2 separate regions of the Homo sapiens genome follow, and region 2 is linked to region 1. A link is a loop called in an ENCODE intact Hi-C map of the cell type or tissue named here. Cell type or tissue: PC-9. All regions are shown on one strand. Links, peaks and the distances in the headings refer to the core of each region. The heading gives the core; the rest is flanking DNA. Region 1 overlaps BICDL1 (BICD family like cargo adaptor 1). Region 2 overlaps PXN (paxillin).

Evidence for each region. A loop is a pair of places that touch in the nucleus more often than their neighbours do. Peaks named below come from ENCODE experiments on the same cell type or tissue, not always from the same donor. Only the 100,000 strongest peaks of a DNase experiment are listed, where the experiment ranks them.
Region 2: a loop joins it to region 1, with 12 times the contacts of the local background. A loop is called at or near these places in 2 of 110 quality-filtered maps.

The regions. Positions count from the first base shown.
Region 1 is chr12:120,081,227-120,091,260 of GRCh38, forward strand. It overlaps BICDL1 (BICD family like cargo adaptor 1), which reads left to right. Exons shown (of 10, transcript NM_001367886.1): 9 at 8,725-8,845. Among named protein-coding and RNA genes, the nearest start is that of RAB35, 31 kb to the right of the region's middle. RefSeq lists enhancers at 6,099-6,178, 9,553-10,034. In PC-9, for the core only: a CTCF peak has its summit at 5,842 (motif pointing left); a DNase peak (open chromatin) is centred at 6,075; H3K4me3 peaks cover 927 bases; H3K27ac peaks cover 2,011 bases.
Region 2 is chr12:120,251,625-120,261,658 of GRCh38, forward strand. All of the region lies in intron 1 of PXN (paxillin), which reads right to left. Among named protein-coding and RNA genes, the nearest start is that of PXN, 9.1 kb to the right of the region's middle. RefSeq lists an enhancer at 8,562-9,128. In PC-9, for the core only: no CTCF peak of the experiment used is centred there; no DNase peak of the experiment used is centred there; H3K27ac peaks cover 427 bases.

The DNA of each region.
Region 1 (10,034 bases), core at 1,320-9,319:
CAGCTCTTTTTCTTATGCATATGTAGGTGTGTAGGCAATGTAGTTATTATGTGTTTTTAGACATCAATAGGATGATACTCTACATGTCTTGCCTTTTTGCACTTGTATCTTAAAGAGCTTTCCTTTTTTTTTTTTTTTTTTTGAGACGGAGTTTTGCCCTTCTTGTCCAGGCTGCAGTGCGATGGCGCGATCTCAGCTCCCTGCAACCTCTGCCTCTGGGTTTAAGCGATTCTCCTGTCAGCCTCCCAAGTAGCTGGGATTACAGGTGCCTGCCACCATGCCCAGCTAATTTTTGTATTTTTAGTAGAGACAGGGTTTCACCATATTGGCCAGGCTGGTCTCCAACTCCTGACCTCAGGTGATCTGCCCGCCTTGGCCTCCCAAAGTGCTGAGATTACAGGCGTGAGCCACCACACCCGGCCTCCAGTTTTATCGTATGTATATATCTACCTCACCTTTTTTTTTTAGTTTTTTTGTTGTTTGTTTCTATTTTTTTATTATGGACATTTTCAAGCAAACACAAAAATAGAAGATATAAGATGACTTCATCTCTCAGCCTCAATACTAATTAGCATATGGTCAGTGTTATTTCATCTATATCCTCACCCACTTCCTCCACCTCCCTGTTGGATTATGTTAAATCACAAGACATAGTGTCATCTCCATAAACACTTCAGTATACATCTCTACCAGAAAGAATTAAAAAAAAAAAAAACACAATACAATGATCACACTTGAAAAAAATAATTTCTTAATAATATCAGAATCCAGTTGATGTTAGAATTTCCCCAATTGGCCCATAAATATCTTTTGATAACTGATTTAGAATCAGACTCCGAAGCCTACATATTCCATTTAACTGATGTGTCCCAAAAGTCTGTAACATCTCCTCTTTCTTCTTTTTCATATTACATTTATTTGTTGAAGAAAGTGGATCATTTCTCTCATAGATTTGCTGCATTCTGGGTTTGATTGCATCCCATAGCATCATTTAGCATTTTCCTCTGTCCCTTATATTTCCAATAAACTAGGTCTTTTTTTTTGAAGACAGAGTCTCACTCTGTCACCCAGGCTGGAGTGCAGTGGCATGATCTTGGCTCACTGCAACCTCCCCATCATGGTCTTGAGCGATCCTCCCACCTCAGCCTCCCGAGTAGCTGGGACCTCAGGTACACACTACCACACCTGGCTAATTTTTTGTATTTTTGTTAGAGACGGGGTTTTGCCATGTTGCTAGGGCTGGTCTTAAACCCCTGGGCTCAAGCGATCCTCCTACCTCAGTCTCCCAAAGTCCTGGGATTACAGGCATGAGCCACTGTGCCCAGCCAACTAGGTCTTTTTAAAAATGTTTTGTGTTTTTTTGTTTGTTTGTTTAAGACAGGGTCTCTCTTTGTCACCCAGGCTGGAGTGCAGTGACACAATCATAGCTCACTGCAGCTTCCACCTCCTGGGCTCAAGTGATCTTCCCTCCTCAGCCTCCCAAGTAGCTGTGCCACCATGCCGGGCAGATTTTTGTATTTTTTGTAGATACGGGTTTTCACCATGTTACCCAGGCTGGTCTTGAACTCCTGGGCTCAAGTGATCCACCCACCTTAGCCTCCCAAAGTGCTGAGATTATAGGCGTGAGCTACTGCGCCCAGCCGTGTTTATTTTATTTTACTTTATTTTTTTTGAGAGAAATTCTCACTCTGTCACCCATGCTCACAGCTCACTGCAACCTCCGCCTCTTGGGTTCAAGCTATTCTCGTGCCTCAGCCTCCCGAATAGCTGGGATTACAGGCACACACCACCACGCCTGGCTAAGTTTTGTATTTTTAGTAGAGATGGGGTTTCACCATGTTGGCCAGGCTACTCTCGAACTCCTGGCCTCAAGTGATCTGCCCACCTCGGCCTCCCAAAGTGTTAGGATTACAGGCATGAGCCACCATGCCCAGCCTGGCCACATTTTCTTCATAAACACATTGTCTTACATTCAGAAACTTTGGAAACAAACATATTTACATATCCCCTATTCCCCTGTGAATTACTTTTTATGTATTTATTTTTTTGAGACAGGGTCTTACTCTGCCACCCAGGCTGTAGTATAGTGGCCCAGTCACAGCTAACTGCATCTTTGACCTCCTGGGCTGGAGCAATCCTCTCACCTCTCAGCCTCCCGAGTAGCTGGGACTACAGGTGCACGCCACCACACCTGGCTAGTTTTTGCTTTTGTTTTTTGTAGAGACGAGGTTTTGTCCTGTTGCTCAGGCTGGTCTTGAACTCCTGAGCTCCAGGGATCTGCCCAAAGTGCTGAGATTATAAGCAAGAGCCACGGTGCCCAGCCCCACCCTGTTCAAGGAGTGTGAGGAGATAGTTACCAAAAATGTGTCTACTTTGGGGTCATTTACAAAATATTAATAGTAGTATTTATTTATTTATTTATTTATTTATTTATTTATTTATTTATTTATTGAGATGGAGTCTTGCTCTGTTGCCTAGGCTGGAGAGCAGTGGCACGACCTCGTCTCACTGCAACCCCCACCTCCCAGGTTCGAGCGATTCTCCTGCCTCAGCCAAGTAGCTGGAATTACAGGCATGCGCCCCCATGCTTGGCTAATTTTTCTGTTAGTAGAGACGGGGTTTCAGCATGTTGGTCAAGCTGGTCTCAAACTCCTGACCTCAAGTGATCCACCTGCCTCAGCCTCCCAAAGTACTGGGATTACAGGCGTGAGCCACTGTGCCCAGCCAATAGTAATATTTATACATCACTTTATAGTTTACAAAGCACTTTTATTCTTTTTTTTTTTCTTTTCTTTGAGACGGAGTCTCACTCAGTCACCCAGGTGGAGTGCAGTGGCATGATCTTGGCTCACTGCAAACTCCGCCTCCCAGGTTCAAGCGATTCTCATGCCTCAGCCTCCCGAGTAGCTGGGACTACAGGCATGTGCCACCATGCCCTGCTAATTTTTTGTATTTTTAGTAGAGACAGGGTTTCACCGTGTTAGTCAGGATGGTCTCGATCTCCTGACCTTGTGAACCACCCGCCCTGGCCTCCCAAAGTGCTGGGATTACAGGCATGAGCCACCACACCCGGCCAACACTTTTATTCTTTAATCCTCCCAGCCACAGTAAGAAGTAAAAATTTTTAATCCCAATTTTACAGATGAGGAAACTAAGAAATACTTTGCCAGGGCCACAGCCAGCAGTGACTCATGAGCCTCCACCTCAAGTCTTCTGATTCCCGTCTTCCTGACACCCTTTTCCCTTTGCTACACTGCTACTTGTTGGGAAGCTAAAATGAACTACTTGGAAACAATGTGTAAATAAGATACTGTATGCTTTTGTAAAAAAAATAATATGACACACATTTTAACTTCTGACTTTAAAATTCCTCATACTCAGGCCAGTTGCGGTGGCTCACACCTGTAATCCCAGCACTATGAGAGGCCGAGGCAGGCAGATCACCTAAGGTCAGGAGTTTTGAGGCCAGCCTGGCCAACATGGTGAAAGCCCGTCTCTACTAAAAATACAACAATTAGCCAAGCATGGTGGCAGGCGCCTGTAATCCCAGCTACTCAGGAGGCTGAGGCAGGAGAATCACTTGAACCCGGGAGGCAGAAGTTGTAGTGAGCTGAGATCACGCCATTGCACTCCAGCCTGGGCAACAGAACGGGGACTCTGTCTCAAAAAAAAAAAAAAAAATTACTCATACTCTAACCTCACTTCCACACACACTTTCCCCCTCCCTTCTGTTCTCTTTCATCATTTTCATTATCTCTATTTCCGTTTTACCTTTGGGTCCCCTTTTCTTTCTGGTCAGAACCTCATGTCATGGTGTCTGTCAGTTTCTAGTTCATTTTAGAAATTATTCTTGGTGAATCCCACATAACGATGTATCTTTGCTGCTTGGATTTCCACTATATTTAGTTAATGGATACTTAAGTAACAGTGTGATAAGGCTGGGGTGCAGCGGCTCAGGCCTGCAATCCCAGCGCTTTGGGAGGCTGAGGCAGGTGGATCACTTGAGGTCAGGTGTTCGAGACCAACCTGGCCAACATGGTGAAACCCCATCCCTACCCAAACAAAAAAAAAAGAAGTAGCCAGGTTGGAGGATCACAAATTCAGGAGGCGGAGGTTGCAGTAAGCCAAGATTGCACCACTGCCCTCCAGCTTGGGTGACAGAGTGAGGCCCTATCTCAAAAAAAAGTAACAGTGTGATAGAGGAGGCAGCATACCTTTATGAATAACAGTGAAATTGTGTGATGGAATAAAATGGTAAAATGAAGATGCTTATCGTGGAAGTCCACTAGAAATCAAAAGCAGAAGGAGGCCAGGCAAGGGCGCCTGTAATCCTAGCACTTTGGGAGGCCAAAATGGGAGGATTGCTTGAGCCTAGGGGTTCAAGACCAGCCTGGGGAACATAATGAGACCCTGTCTCTACTAAAAATACAAATAAAAAATTAGCTGAGTGTGGTGGTACATTCTTGGAGTCGCAGAGGTGGGAGGATCACTTGAGCCCAGAAGGTTGAGGCTGCAGTGAGCTGTGATCATGCCACTGCACTCCAGCCTGGATGACAGAGCAAGATCCTGCCTCAAAAAAAAAAAAAAAAAAAAAAGGCAGAATGAAGATAGAAGTACACATGGGTTGGTTACCTTCTCTCAGACAAGAAGCTGAACATTAAGATCATATTCTGTCATCAGCATGGAAGGTGGGATGGAAGGTGGGGGATACAAACAGAGAAAGTGTCAGGGTGCAGGAGAGAAGAAGCAAGTTGTCCAGTCTTTCTCCCTTTAAAAAAAAAAAAAAAAAAAAGTAAAACCTAGCTCTGCCACCTGGGTGAGCAAATCTACATGAAACCTTGTAATGCATGCTCTTGCCTGCTTTCAAAGGAGGCCCAGTTACTATCCAGGAGTCTGATTAGACTTGCAAATTCTCCCCTCTGGAAGGATGCCCCCAGTAGGGAGAACTCTGGAGCAAGGGTCCTGTCCTTCCTGGACTCCTATAGAACAGGGCTGGCTGGGCAGTTAGGTTACTCTGGGAGGATAGTTCTTTTCCCATACCTTAGAAATGAATTTTTGTTATACAAGAATTGAGACGACAAGCCTAAGGAATCATTTAAAGAGGAAACCACACCCCCCATTTGTATAGTAACTTAGTTTTACCAGATACTTCTTCCATATACGTTATCTCTGATTCTCCATCCTGGCCGCACATTACAATCATCTGGGGAGCGCTCAGACACCAGGAACCTCACCAGAACAATACAGTTGAAATCACGGGGTGGGGTCAGTTGGGTGGGGCCCACTTCTTTCCCCCTTGATTTTAATGTGTAGTCAGGGGTGAGAATCCCTAAGAAATATAACTTCCTTCTCGTCACTGGGCTGCAGAAACCTTAAGGTGCACCTTCTCCTATACAATAAATGAGTTTCAGGAAAATTAAGTAGCAATTTTTTTATCTCCTTGCAGGTGAAGGGCCTTCACTAAAACCAAAAATAAATCTTGGGCTAGCAATCTGCCTTACAAAAACAAGTCAGTTACTAGTGGTTTCATTTGTAAAAAGGAATTATTCGAGCCCTTGGAATATTCCTATTTTTAAAATGTGATTAATGTGTTGATCCTGGTCTGGGGTTTCCCATGAATGACGAGCACTTATTCCTTGGTGAGCAAATGTCCCAACGGTGCAGCGCGTGGCCAGGATTGGAGGTCGTCCAGGCAGCCCCTGCCTCAGGGCGTTTTTTGGCAAGGAAGGGAACCCCACCATGCCCGGCGCTGCGCCGCGGCTGTAGCCCTGGGCCCATCTGTCCCTCGCCGGCAACGTTAGTCAGCACATTCCTGGGGCTCCCGCTGCTCTCGGCGCCACCTGCCGGGGGACGCCGGAAGCTCAGGAGGCTGTGGCTGTCGTGGGGCACCACGGGTTCTGACGCTACTGGAGGGGTGTCCATGGCAACCGATGCCGCGTGAGGATTTCCGCTGTTTGCTGCCAGCCAATAGCAGTGGGTGTGACGGAGGCAGCCTTCGGCATCTGAGCCCTCAGCATCCATTAGACGGGCTCGGGTCCCGTCGCTGCCGCAGTGGGCGGGGCTGACGCGGTGGCTGAGCTGTCTGGAGCGGTTTCTCTAGGGAAGGCAGGCGGGCCGGCGGGCGGGGCGCACTTGCGGTGTCGGCACAGGTGACTAATTGCTCGGTAGACCTGAAGCCAAAGAAGAAGTGCTGGTCGCAGCAGTGGCCTGAGCACTTTGCAAGTGGGATCCACCTGTTCCTTTTTCTGGCCGCACTTCGGTTAGTGCGGTCGGTGTTGTGAAGCTCGAGCTAGGCGGCCTCTGCAGGCGGATCCTCTAGCTGCCCTTGAGCCCTGCACATTAGTCGCTGGCCCTGTACAAGGAGCATGCTTTTGTTAGCTTTGCTGTTTTGAGTGCTTAAGGGAGCGATTAATGAAGGCAAGGGCTAAATAATACACGTTTCTGCAGTTGGGCAACCAGGGCTGCCTCTGCAGAGGTCCTTCCACCTTTATTCCCGTTCCCCTGCCCTCGAAAAAAATTAATTTTCTTTTGCATTGAACAGCCGTGATTTAGGAATGTTGGGAAAGGTGAACAAAGTAATACGTGAAACACAAATGTGAAAATAAAAAAATGCAAAATAATGTCGGAGGAGTTACCCATCAGTAATCATCACCCAGAGATAACCAACTAGACATTTTTGTGCATATCCTTGAACACACAGGCAGTTTTTTGTTTTGTTTTGAGACAGAGTTTCGCTCTTGTTGCCCAGGCTGGAGTGCAGTGGCGTGATCTTGGCTCACTGTAACCTCCGCCTCCTGGATTCAAGTGATCTCCTACCTCAGCCTCCTGAGTAGCTGGGATTACAGGCAGCATGCGCCACCACGCCCGGCAAATTTTTGTATTTTTAGTAGAGGCGGGGTTTCTCCTTGTTGGTCAGGCTGGTCTCGAACTCCCAACCTCAGGTGATCCGCCCACCTTGGCCTCCCAAAGTGCTGGGGATTAGAGGCGTGAGCCACAGCACCCTGCGGACACAGGCAGTTTTTGTTTTACAAAACTAGTATTATACTAGACCTTGTTTTCTGGTGCTTTTTCCACTCAGCAATATGTTATGAACTGTCAATAAATATTCTACCTCATGGTTTTTTGTGGGGTTTTGTTTTTATTTTTTTGAGACGGAGTCTTGCTCTATTGCCCAGGCTGGAGTGCAGTGGCACAATCTGGGCTCACTGCAAGCTCCACCTCCCAGGTTCAAGCGATTCTCCTGCCTCAGCCTCCCGAGTAGCTGGGATTACAGGCACCTGCCACCACACCCAGCTAATTTTTGTATTTTTAGCAGAGATGGGTTTTCGCCATGTTGGCCAGGCTGGTCTCGAACTCCTGACCTCAGGTGATCCTTCCACCTTGGCCTCCCAAAGTGCTGGGATTACAGGCACGAGCCACCGCGCCTGGCCACACTTTATGGGGTTTTTTTGTTTTTTTGAGACGGAGTCTTGTTCTGTCACCCAGGCTGCAGTGCAGTGGCGCGATCTGGGCTTACTGCAAGCTCCGCCTCCCGGGTTCACGCCATTCTCCTGCCTCAGCCTCGCCAGTAGCTGGGACTACAGGCACCTGCCGCCATGCCTGGCTAATTTTTGGTATTTTTAGTAGAGACGGGGTTTCACTGTTAGCCAGGATGGTCTCAATCTCCTGACCTCGTGATCCGCCCGCCTTGGCCTCCCAAAGTGCTGGAATTACAGGGGTGAGCCACCGCACCCGGCCTACTTTATGGTTTTTACTGGTGACTGTATTCCATCCCATCATTCATGACCACTTGGCTACTCTGACTAGCTAAGCTATAGTGATCACCACTGTGTGGCTATCTTCGCACACCTCTGTATCTTCAGGACAGTTCCCCTAAGGGGGATTGCTAACTACAAGGAATCCCTTCTATACCAGCAGGACAAGGTTCCTGCCTTCCAGTGGGGAATGGGCCATTTTGGGAAAGGATGAGTAGCTCCTTTATGCTGTGTGAGGCTTTTGATCCCCTCTGGGTTCCAGTCCTTATTTTAGTATTGTCCTTTTTCAACGTGTGTGTGTGTGTGTGTATGTGTGTGTGTGTGGGGTGTGACGGAGTTCTGCTCTTTCAACGTGTGTGTGGCGTGTGTGTGTGACGGAGTTCTGCTCTTTCAACGTGTGTGTGTGTGTGGTGTGTGTGTGTGTGACGGAGTTCTGCTCTTTTTGCCCAGGATGGAGTGCAATGGTGCAATCTCGGCTCACTGCAACCTCCTTCTCCTGGGTTCAAGCAATTCTCCTGCCTCAGCCCGAGTAACTGGGATTACAGGCATGTGCCACCACGCCTGGCTAATTTTGTATTTTTAGTAGAGACAGGGTTTCTCCATGTTGGTCAGGCTGGTCTCGAACCCTCGATCTCAGGTGATCCACCCGCCTCGGCCTCCCAAAGTGCTGGGATTACAGGCATGAGCCACCACACCCGGCCTCAACTTCTGTTTCTTTATCCGTGAGGTGGGGATGACAAATATTCCTTTCACCTACAGGTTGGTTATGAAAACTGGGAGAATATATGTGAAAACATGTTGCAAACTAACCCTCTGCAGGCAACATCATAGTTATTGTTGCAGCTGCTATTTGTTGTGAGTTCAGGGTCAGAGCCTGTTTCCTCATCCTGGGACTCCAGGTGCCCCAAGTAAAGACCAAGATGCCTCTGGCACAAGGTGTCCATGTTCACCCTGGCTTGTCTGTTCTCAGGAAGAATGCTGTGGAGCTGGAACTTGCCAAGTGCAGGATGGATATGATGTCTCTGAACAGCCAGTTGCTGGATGCCATTCAGCAGAAACTGAACCTCTCGCAGCAGCTGGAAGCTTGGCAGGTAAACTGGAGCCTGAGATCCAGGGCGAGAGGAGACTCCAGGAGGAATCTCTGAACCCAGGCAGAGTGTAAGGAGAGTTTGCCACTGGAGGGTTCCATGTGACTGGGTGAACAGCACATCCCAGTCTTCACCTGGCAAGATCCAGAGCTCATGTCCCCTAGTCCTTGGGGAAGAATGCTTAAGGATGCTTTTGAGCGACAGTGCCCAGGCTGCTGCTGTCTGGAGATGTAGTGATCTCCAGACTTGGAATGGGGCCCCCTTTCAGCTGGTTGTCTGGGCTTTAAGCTGGAAAGAAACAACTGGTTAACATGGAGGCCCAGGAAGCTCAGTATAATTGCATGAAAATTCACAGCGGGATGCGGCTCAGCAACCCTCCTGCAGCCAGCAGCTGCTACCCTTCCCCTTCTCAAGGGCCAGCCTCCATTTTCCAAAGAGCACTGTGCTGGCACAGGCCCTGGGGAAGAGGAGTCAGTGGGTCCCTCTCTAGACCCACTGTTTTCAGGGTCCAGCATGGCTCCCCCACTGGACTGGGCTGTGGCTGGCTGGGTTTTGTTCGTGAGGTTGAGGTAGCACAGTTTTAGGATATGGGTATAAACATTAATATTTCTCCCCAAGAATTCTCATCCAGACAGATGAAAAGCCGTCTGTGGCTTTACAAGGTAAGCCCCCCGTGGAGGGCAGGTTGTTGGTGACCATTCCTCCCAGGGCCCCATGGGGCTGGCAGCCAGAACACTGGCCCCACCGCAGGGTGCCCGTCCCTGGCTCCTTGGCTCCTGCATGGCAGCCAGCTGGCCGCGCCCTGGCTGACCGCTGCTCTCTCTCTTCTCTCCCGGCTACAGTTTGCTTCCTCAGGGCTTTTTACTATCTGGCTCCTTTGGTTTCTGATCTAGTGGCCTTTCTCAGTTCCCGTATCAACAGCTTTAGTTGTACACCCCTCCTGCCTTTGAGGTGAGCCTGAGCCCTACATCCCATCCACCGTCTCGCCCTGCCATTGCTGTGCTGCCCCGCCGCCTCCCCTCATGGCCCACTGTGTTCTGTGTGCTGGAGCCTGGCGTCATCTCTGTGCAGTGTGACATGCCCTCAAGTCCCAGCTCCCTCCTCCATCACAGTCGCGTCCAGTGAGCTCTTCAGCAGTGTGTGGCCCAGTGCTAACGGCTGGTGCCGTCTTCTCATAGATGGCTGTTCCATC
Region 2 (10,034 bases), core at 1,149-9,148, 170 kb after region 1:
TGGCCAACATGGTGAAACGCTGTCTCCACTAAAAATACAAAAATTAGCTGGGCGTGGTCGTGGGCGCCTGTAATCCCAGCTATTTGGGAGGCTGAGGCAGGAGAATTGCTTGAACCCGGGAGGCAGAGACTGCAGTGAGCCAAGATTGTGCCACTGTACTCCAGCCTGGGCAACAGAGCGAGACTTGGTCTCAAAAATAAATAAACAAACAAACAAATAAATGCCAAGAGAATGATACCAAAAGCCAAACCCTCCACCCCAGGAGTTGTCAAGATTATCCCAAGAATGAACGATAACCATCACCAGTTACTGAGCACTTTGAAAGTATTTCGGGAAAGTATGTCAGGAAATGCACCTATTTCATGGATTAGGAGACCAAGGCTCAGAGTGTAAAGTGATCTGCCAGGGTCACACAAGTAGTAGGCAACAGCATTGATACAGAACCAAGTGTGGCTGATGTCAGAGGCTGGGTTCTATGCCACCTCCCCACCCCAAACCCAGAGAGAACTCAGGTTCTCCAGAGGAGGAAGTGGTTTGCTGCAGGCTCAGCATCACTGTGGGTGTCGCAGTTCATACCCATTTAATCACCAACCACCATCAAGTAGTTATTAAGTGACCGCAGAGAGAACAGCACAGTGCTTGGTGGCAAGGGGTATTTGAAAGGCAGATAAAATCCCTGTCTTCAAAGAGCTTACGGGGCAGAGCGGGAGACAGAAGAAAGCCTAATTTACACAGATCTGTAAAGTTTTACCTTAGCAGGAGGGTCAACAGGCTGGTTAGTTTTATCGGGGAAAAAAGCCTTCTCAAAAAGGTGGATTCAGCTAAGATTTTAAAGGCAGAGGGTAAGGTGAGTCAGGAGAAGGCTATTTTCTGCAACTTGAACCAACATCTAGACTCAAGGCAGAACTGAGTGGTTGGCATGGTCAGAAGTCAAATGTAATTCAGAGACTGCAATACAAGATACCCCCTAGATCTGGCAACTGCATTTGTCATTAAACATCGAGCACAGAGAGTTCTTAGAATCCCCCAAAGCAGGGGCCAAGTAGGAATATGTGTGAGGCAAGTGAGACCCAATGTAGGCAACAGAGAGGGTCAAATACAAGGCTGGAGCTATTGAGGTTAACCAAGTGGTGACACAGAGTACACACATCCCATGAAGCCTGATCTGATTTTTCAAAAGAAACGACATGTAATGAAACTCCGTCTCTACTAAAAATACAAAAATTAGATGGGCGTGGTGGCGGGCGCCTGTAATCCCAACTACTCGGGAGGTTGAGGTAGGAGAATTGCTTGAACCCAGGAGGCGGAGGTTGCAGTTGAGCCGAGATCATGCCACTGCACTCCAGCCTGGGTGACGCAGTGAGACTCTGTCTCAAAAAAAAAAAAAAAAAAAAAAGGAACAACATGGACTTTTTGGTGCAATCTCCTGATGTTTTAAATGTTGGCAACTAATTTGGAATATTTTGAATACCATGCAGACCAAGCAACAAGGGTCTGCAGACCAAATCTGACCCGTAGATTTCTGATTTCTACCTTGAGGTTTCCCATATGAAAAACCAGAAAGAAGACCAGGCATAGTGGCTCACGCCTGTAATCCCAGCTCTTTGGAAGGCCAAGGCAGGTGGATCACCTGAGGTCAGGAGTTTGAGACTAGCCTGACCATTATGGTGAAACCCCGTCTCTACTAAAAATATGAAAAGTAGCCAGGCATGATGGCACACGCCTGTAGTCTCAGCTACTCAGGAGGCTGAGACAGGAGAATTGCTTGAACCCCAGAGGCGGAGGTTGCAGTGAGCTGAGATCACGCCACTGCACTCTAGCCTGGGTGACAGAGCGAGACTCCATCTCAAAAAAGAAAAAAAAGAAAAAGAAAAAAGAGACCGGGCTAGTTGTGGGAAGACCCACCCAAGGTGCAGGTTCTTGCATCATTGCCTGTGGTAACACTGGGTGTGTTCCCTTCCCCTAACTCCTCTGGGCTTCAGTTTAGCTTCCTCTGAAAGTAGAAAATAACTACTATCTACCTCAAAGGGTGGCTATCAGAACCATATAAAAAATGATCGTCAATGGACAAATAATTAAAATGTGGTTTATACATCCATTGTATATAGATACAGTGAATTATTCAGCCTTAAAAAGGGAGATTCTGCCCATTTGCCACAGCATGGAAGGACGTGCTAAGTAAGATAAGCCAGACACAACAAGAAAAACATTGCATGATCTCACTTATATGTACTATATACATATATTTATTTATTTATTATTTTACTTATTTTTGAGATCGAGTCTTTCTCTGTCACCCAAGCTGGAGTGCAGTGGCGTGATCTTGGCTCATTCCAGCCTCCACCTCTTGGGTTCAGGCGATTCTCCTGCCTCAGGCTCCCAAGTGGCTGAGACTACAGGCCCGTGCCACCACGCTTGGCTAATTTTTATATTTTTGGTAGAGAGGGTTTCGCCATGTTGGCCAGGCTGGTCTCGAACTCCTAACCTCAGATGATCCACCCACCTCAGCCTCCCAAAGTGCTGGGATTACAGGCGTGAGCCACCACGTCCAGTCCAATATATATATTTATATATCTATAAAGAGGTCAAATACAGAGATCGAGAATGAAACAGTGGTTACTATGGGTGGAAGTGGAGAATGGGGAGACGTGGGTCAAAGAATACTAAGTAGCAGATACACGAGATGCACAAGTTTAGAAATCTAATGTATGATATGAGGGCTGAAGTTAAGAAAATCGTACTCGGGATTTTCGGATTTTTGTTACATAAGTAGATTTAGCTGCTCTTGGCACACAGGAAAGTAGCTGTGAGATGACTGACAGGTTAATCTGCTTCACTTTAGCAACCACCTTACTATCTGTACGTATCCTATGACAACATGTTGTAAACCTCGAATATACACAATAAGGTTTAGTGGTTCTTTTGTTTTTGTTTTGTTTTTTTTGAAATGGAGTCTCGCTCTGTCACCCAGACTGGAGTGCAATGGTGTGATCTCGGCTCACTGCAACCTCCGCCTCCCAGGTTCAAGAGATTCTCCTGCCTCAGCCTCCCAAATAGCTGGAATTACAGGCACGTGCCACCACGCCCAGCTAATTTTTGTAATTTTAGTAGAGACGGGGTTTCACCATGTTGGCCAGGCTGGTCTTGATCTCTTGACCTCAAGATCCACCTGCCTTGGCCTCCCAAAGTGCTGGGATTACAGGTGTGAGCCACAATGCCCGGCCTAAGGTTTAGTTTTTTAAAAAATAAAGAAGCACATGAAAATATTTCCTCAAGCTTAACGTGCTACACAAATGCCCATTATCTAATACAGGCCCAGAGAAGAGAGGGGGCGCTAACAGAGAACAGGCAGTAGATGGGGCCTGGGAGAGTGAAAAGGAAATGAGAAGGGAGTAGATGAGAAGGGAGAGTGGAAAGGAAATGAGTTGAGTCTCTGCTGGTGCGCAGACCGGAAGAATCTGGACAATAGAATTCACGTCAGGGGTGGAAATATAAATTTGGGAGTCACCAGCACACAGGTTATAAAAGAGGTCATGCAGTTGATTAACTGACCGAGGTGCATAGTTGAAAAACAAGGAGTTCAGAGAAATCCTTTGGGAAAACACCCAGGTGCACCTCCACTCAGGGATCAGAGGAGACTTGGGAAAAGAAGGTGGGAGGGTCTCTGGAGAAGCAAGCGGAGCTTAAGGAAGGGAGAAAAAAATATGCAGCTAAAGGGTGAGACAGGTGTCTCAGCAAAAGAGCAAACGTGGAAGAATGGGTCAGACTGTGTTAAAATTTAAAAAGGAACAGGCCGGGCGCGGTGGCTCACACCTGTAATCCCAGCACTGGGAGACCGAGGCAGGCAGATCACAAGGTCAAGAGTTCAAGACCAGCCTGGCCACTATGGTGAAACCCCATCTCTACTAAAACCACAAAAATTAGCTGGGCATGGTGGCGGGCGCCTGTAGTCCCAGCTACTCAGGAGGCTGAGGCAGAAGAATCACTTGAACCCGGGAGGCGGAGGTTGCAGTGAGCCAAGATCATGCCACTGCACTCCAGCCTGGGTGACAGAGAAAGACTCTGTCTCAAAAAAGATAATAATAAATTTAAAAATAAATAAAATAAAAAGGAGCAAAGTAAAAAAGTTAGTAAGTGCAGGTCAGGCACAATGGCTCACATCTGTAATTCCAACACTTTGGGAGGCCGAGGTGGGCGGATTACCTGAGCTCAGGAGTTCGAGACCAGCCTGGCCAACATGGCAAACGAAACCCCATCTCTACCAAAAATACAAAATTAGCCAGGTATGGTGGTGTGTGCCTGTAATCTCAGCTACTGCGGACTGCGGGGGGTTGGGGGGGGTGGGGCGGAGGCAGGAGGATCGCTTGACCCTGGGAGACAGAGGTTGCAGTGAGCCAAGATCATGCCACTGTACTCCATTCTGGGCGGCAGAGCAAGACTCTCTAAAAAACAAAACAAAAAACTGAAGTTAGTAAAAGCAGAAAAGTAAAAAGAGGGAAACAGGCAAGACACATGGTGGCTCACACTTATAATACCAGCACTTTGGAAAGCCAAGGCAGAAGGATTGCTTGAGGCCAGGAGTTCGAGACCAGCCTGAGAAACATAATGAGACTCCGGCTGTATAAAAAATAAAAAATTGGCCAGGCATGGTGGCACGTGCCTGTAGTCCCAGCTGCTCAGGAGGCTGAGGGCAGGAGGATCGCTTGAGTTGGAGGTTACAGTGAGCTGTGATCAGATCACTGTACTTCATCCTGGGCAAGAGAACAAGACCCTGTGAGAAAAGAGAAAGAAGAGAAGAGAAGGAGAGGAGAAAAACGGAACCAGAAGAAAAAGGAGAGCCAGGTGGACCTGCAGATGGGGACATCGGGGCCACATGGGGCCACAGCCATCTACACTGACAGAAGATGATGACCATGAGGTATAAAAGGGGGTAGAAAGATGGGGACGTGGGGGGTGGAGTAAAGCGTGAGCAAATAGAGGCCATCCTTGAGGATCTGTCTACTATGTGCTAAGCACCTCACTCAGTCTCCCAACAATGTGGAAGGCAGGCATTACACCCATTTCATAGCCTGCTTTCAATAGGGTTTTTTTTTGTTGTTGTTGTTGTTTTTGAGACGGAATCTCGCTCTGTCACCCAGGCTGGAGTGCAGTGGCCTGATCTTGGCTCACCGCAACCTCCGCCTCCCAGGTTCAAGGAATTCTCCTGCCTCAGCCTCCCGAGTAGCTGGGATTACAAGCATGCGCCACCACGCCCAGCTAATTTTGTATTTTAGTAGAGATGGGGTTTCTCCATGTTGGTCAAGCTGGTCTCGAACTCCCAACTTCAGGCCTCAGGTGTTCCACCTGCCTCAGCCTCCCAAGGCTGGGATTACAGGCATGAGCCACCGCGCCTGGCCTCAGTAGGGTTTTTATGTTTTAGAAGAGGCCAAAGTCTCCAAGGCTCATTCAAAACAATACACACAGACCGGGATCCAGAAGAGAATCGGCCTGAAGCTCCCTGGAGCTCCCTGGAGGGTTCCACCCCCCTTGCTCCAGCTCACCCAGAGTTCTACGATTCAAAACAGCTGGAAATGTGTGCCCTGCTCTCCCCAACAAGAAAACAGAACAGAACATGGCTGTTTCTGCCAAGCGAATTCTGAATAAGCTGCATTCCATTTCATTAAAACAATTACCTGAGCTCCAGCCAAGAATTACATAAAGCTTCCTCCCAGCATCACCCCCTCCCCCATAAAACACACATCATGCTGCTTTCAAATAGGCAGAGTGAAGCTCTGAGCCCTCGCTAGAAGACCTCATAGTCCTCGCCAAGTGGCCAGCCTCGGCATCTCTGCACGCTGACATAGATGACATGAGGCTGAAAGAAGACCTTGGCATGAAGCCCTCCCCTCATGAGAGCCTGCTGGCTGCCCGAAATGTTTCTAGTAGGCACCAGGGCCCTCACCTCTGCCTCAGAGCCAAGAGGGCCACTGGTGCCAGAATCCAGCTATTTCCCCAAAACAGACTGGAGGTCCAAGAGGGCCAGCTTTGAGTCAGCACAAACTAGACAGGAGGGACCAAGGGAGTGGGGATTCCAGGAGGGGGAGCCTGAAGGCTGGAAAACTGGATGGTCAGACTTGAGCTATAAGCAAAAGCCTGGGGACACTCAGCCATCACTGCCCACAGGTTAATGGTGTTCCACTGGCCACAGATAAGGGGTTCATGATGTGAGGCAAAAGACATCTCCTCCCCGCCCACAGGCCTCAAGCTGCCCAGAGACCGTTCCCTGAATTATGTAAAGCCTTGCTGTGGCTGGGCACCGTGGCTCACACCTGTAATCCCAGCACTTTGGGAGGCCAAGGCGGGCGGATCACCTGAGGTCAGGAGTTCGAGACCAGGCTGGCCAACATGGTGAAACCCCATCTCTACTAAAATTACAAAAATTAGTCAGGCGTGATGACGCACGCCCATAATCCTAGCTACTGCGGAGGCTGAGGCACAAGAATCACTTGAACCTGGGAGGCAGAGGTTGCAGTGAGCCAAGATCACACCATTGCACTCCAGCCTGGGTGACAGAGTAAGACTCCGTCTCAAAAAAAAAAAAAAAAGTCTTGCTCTGCATCCCATCAGCCTAGACAACCCATCTCAAACTCCAACCAGAGTTCGGCATCTCACATGCTTCAACCCTGGTCTGATTAATGTCATCATGCTCAAATAACTCATGAGGCTGCCTCCACACCTATGGACACACACTGTCTCTGGGCCTGTCTTTTTTCTGCACAGGTCACAGCACTGTGCTCCCCATTTCCCAGATGATAGTCAGCAGTCACTGTCACCTGAGGCCCCCCCAGCTACTGTCTCTGCTCACCCAGTCTTCCCACCACCTGCTCAATCACAGGAGACCAGCAGTCATTCAGGCCAACCATAGGCAGGCGCAGGCCAGCACCTAGGCCCAACAACTCCAAGCCCATCATGGAAAAGCAGGGTTTCCTTACTTTTCTCCAACTTTTCATTATAAAAATGTCTAAGCACACAGAGAAGTTGAGAGGCCCGGGTACTCTCACTTAGATTGAATGGCTGTCATTGTTTTACCACTTTGTGTAAACGCATGGCCCTTGTGCTCTCTGCCCTTTATGTGTATATCCTTTTTTTCATTATATCATTTAAAACTAAGTTGAGCTGGGTGCAGTGGCTCACACCTGTAATCTCAGCACTTTGGGAGGCCGAGGTGGGTGGATCACCTGAGGTCGGGAGTTTGAGACCAGCCTGACCAGCCTGACCAACATGGAGAAACCTGGTTTCTACTAAAAATAAAAAAATTAGCCAGGCGTGGTGGTGCATGCCTGTAATCCCAGCTACTCGGGAGACTGAGGCAGCAGAATCGCTTGAACCCAGGAGGCAGAGGTTGTAGTGAGCTGAGATGGTGCCACTGCACTCCAGCCTGGGCAACAAGAGCAAAACTCTGCCTCAAAACAAACAAACAAAAAAAAACAAATAAAACTAAGTTGAGGCCAGGTGGGGTAGCTCACACCTGTAATCCCAGCACTTTGGGAGGCTGAGGCAGGTGGATCACCTGAGGTCAGGAGTTGAAGACCAGCCTAAACAATATGGTGAAACCCCACCTCTACTAAAAATACAAAAATTAGCCGGGTGTGGTGGCATGCACCCATAGTCCCAGCTACTCAGGAGGCTGAGACAGGAGAATTGCTTAAGCCCAGGAGGCGGAGGTTGCAGTGAGCCAAGATCGCGCTGCTGCACTCCAGCCTGGGTGACAGGGCAAGACTCTGCCTCAAAAATAAAAAATGAAAAAATAAAAATAAGTTGCAAGACATCATGACACTTCACTCCTAAATACTTTAGCATGCACCTAACAATAACAATATTCTCCCATAAAACCACAATACCACAATCACACAAGAAATAAGCATTAAAAGTCCGTCTTTAAGGGAAGATTTGGCCACTGGGGTTCCACTGGGCCTGGCCAACCGCATGTTCTGTCTACCACTGGCCCAGCATCCAAGGCCTCCCTGGAGAGGCCAGCCCTGAGCACCACTGGTTAGGCAATCGGTTAGTTAGTTGGAAGACTTATCAGGGTATGAATGTACACTCAAGGCCAGATATGAGACTCCCAACAAGACCCAGACTGCAAAAGGCAGAGTGGACCCCGTGAGGCTGTCGATGGAGTCTCAGGGCCCATCCCAGGTGAGGAGGGCACCCTGAAGCCATTTCCATGACTTGCTTTGTGAACATTTCTGAGAAAACTCAGCTTCCTGATTCTCTCTTCCTCTCCCCCTCCCATAGGACATCCTTCATTCTCCACCATAAAGTTTTCAACAACTCCCTCCTCTGGATACGGGAAAGACAAGGAGCATGTTCGGGTGCAGCGGGGCTGGGGGCACAGGAAGGCTTCTGATTCCTGAGCAGAGGAGGTGGCAAGGGACCACAGGGGACCTGCCCCAGGTTCTCCTTGGCAGTGGTGCTGTAAGCTCACTGCTCTGTCTCAAGAGTAACAGGTGACTGGAGAGGTGACCAGGGAGGGAGGATTGGGGCCTCCCCTGGAACAGGAGACACTCCCCCCAGGACCCTGCATCCCATCCTGAGTGTGTGTCCCCAAGAAAGAACAAAAAGGCCGGGTGCAGTGGCTCACGCCTGTAATGCCAACACTTTGGGAGGCCGAGGCGGGTGGATCACCTGAAGTCGGGAGTTCGAGACCAGCCTGACCAACATGGAGAAACTCCGTCTCTACTAAAAATACAAAATTAGCTGGGCATGGTGGCTCATGCCCCCAGCTACTTGGGGGACTGAGGCAGGAGAATCGCTTGAACCTGGGAGGTGGAGGTTGTGGTGAGCCGAGATCATGCCATTGCCCTCCAGCCTGGGCAATAAGAGTGAAACTCAGGAAAAAAAAAAAAAAGAACAAAAGACAGACAAGAAGCTGCAGAGAACAGGGAAATGACAGATGTGGAAGACAACAGAGAATAGGGTGGGTGCAGAAAAATGTTAGTGTCCTAGAAACAGAAAACAGTCAAACCAATGGGCAACCCATATCAGATGCAGTATTATGAACAGAAGTGTAAAGAATGCACCAGGCACAATGGCTCATGCCTGTAATCCCAGCATTTTGGGAGGTTGATGCAGGCACATTGCTTGAGGCCAGGTGTTCAAGAACAGCCTGGGAAACATGGTGAAACCCTGTCTCCACAAAAAATTTCAAAAATTAGCGGGGCGTTACGGCATATGCCTGTAGTCCTAGCTACTCGGGAGGCTGAGGGAAGAGGAACACTTGGGCCTGGGAGGCAGAGGCTGCAGACCCTGTCTCCAAAAAAAAGTGTACAAAACAGTTGGCTGCAAGTCCCGCTCAGCAGCCAGACCACCTGGATTCAAATCCTAGCACTGCCATTCACTAGTTGTAGAACTTGGGCAAGTGGGCTCACCTCTCTGTGTCTCAGTTTCCTCACTTATAAAACAGGTAGTAGTAATACGACTACTAATAAAACCTGCCTCATATGGCCAGCTTGATTCAAGCAAACAATGCATGTAAAGTGCCCAGCACAGTGCCTGCACATAATAAGAGCTCAATAAATATTATGAGAAAAAGTTCTGTAAACACTGTAAAAAAGAAAAGTACCCCCTAGGCCAGAGTGCAGTGATGCGATCTCGGCTTACTGCAATCTCTGCCTCCCGGGTTCAAGCGATTCTCCTGCCTCAGCCTCCTGAGTAGCTGAGACTACAGGCACGCGCCACCACGCCCAGCTAATTTTTGTATTTTTAGTAGAGATTGGGTTTCACCACATTGGCCAGGCTGGTCTTGAACTCCTGACCTCAAAAGATGCACCCACTTCAGCCTCCCAAAGTGCTGGGATTACAGGTGTGAGCCACCATGCCCGGCAGATTTTGTTATTATTAATGAAGGCACTGAGACTAGGATGATCCCCGGAAAGGCTGCAATGAGGCTGGAAGTTTATTCAACATCTCTGGAGCGAGGTAAAGACGCAAGAGAAGCTTCAGAGTCAGATACTCCAAGCAGGATGACTAAATAGGAGAGGAGGGCTGCTCAG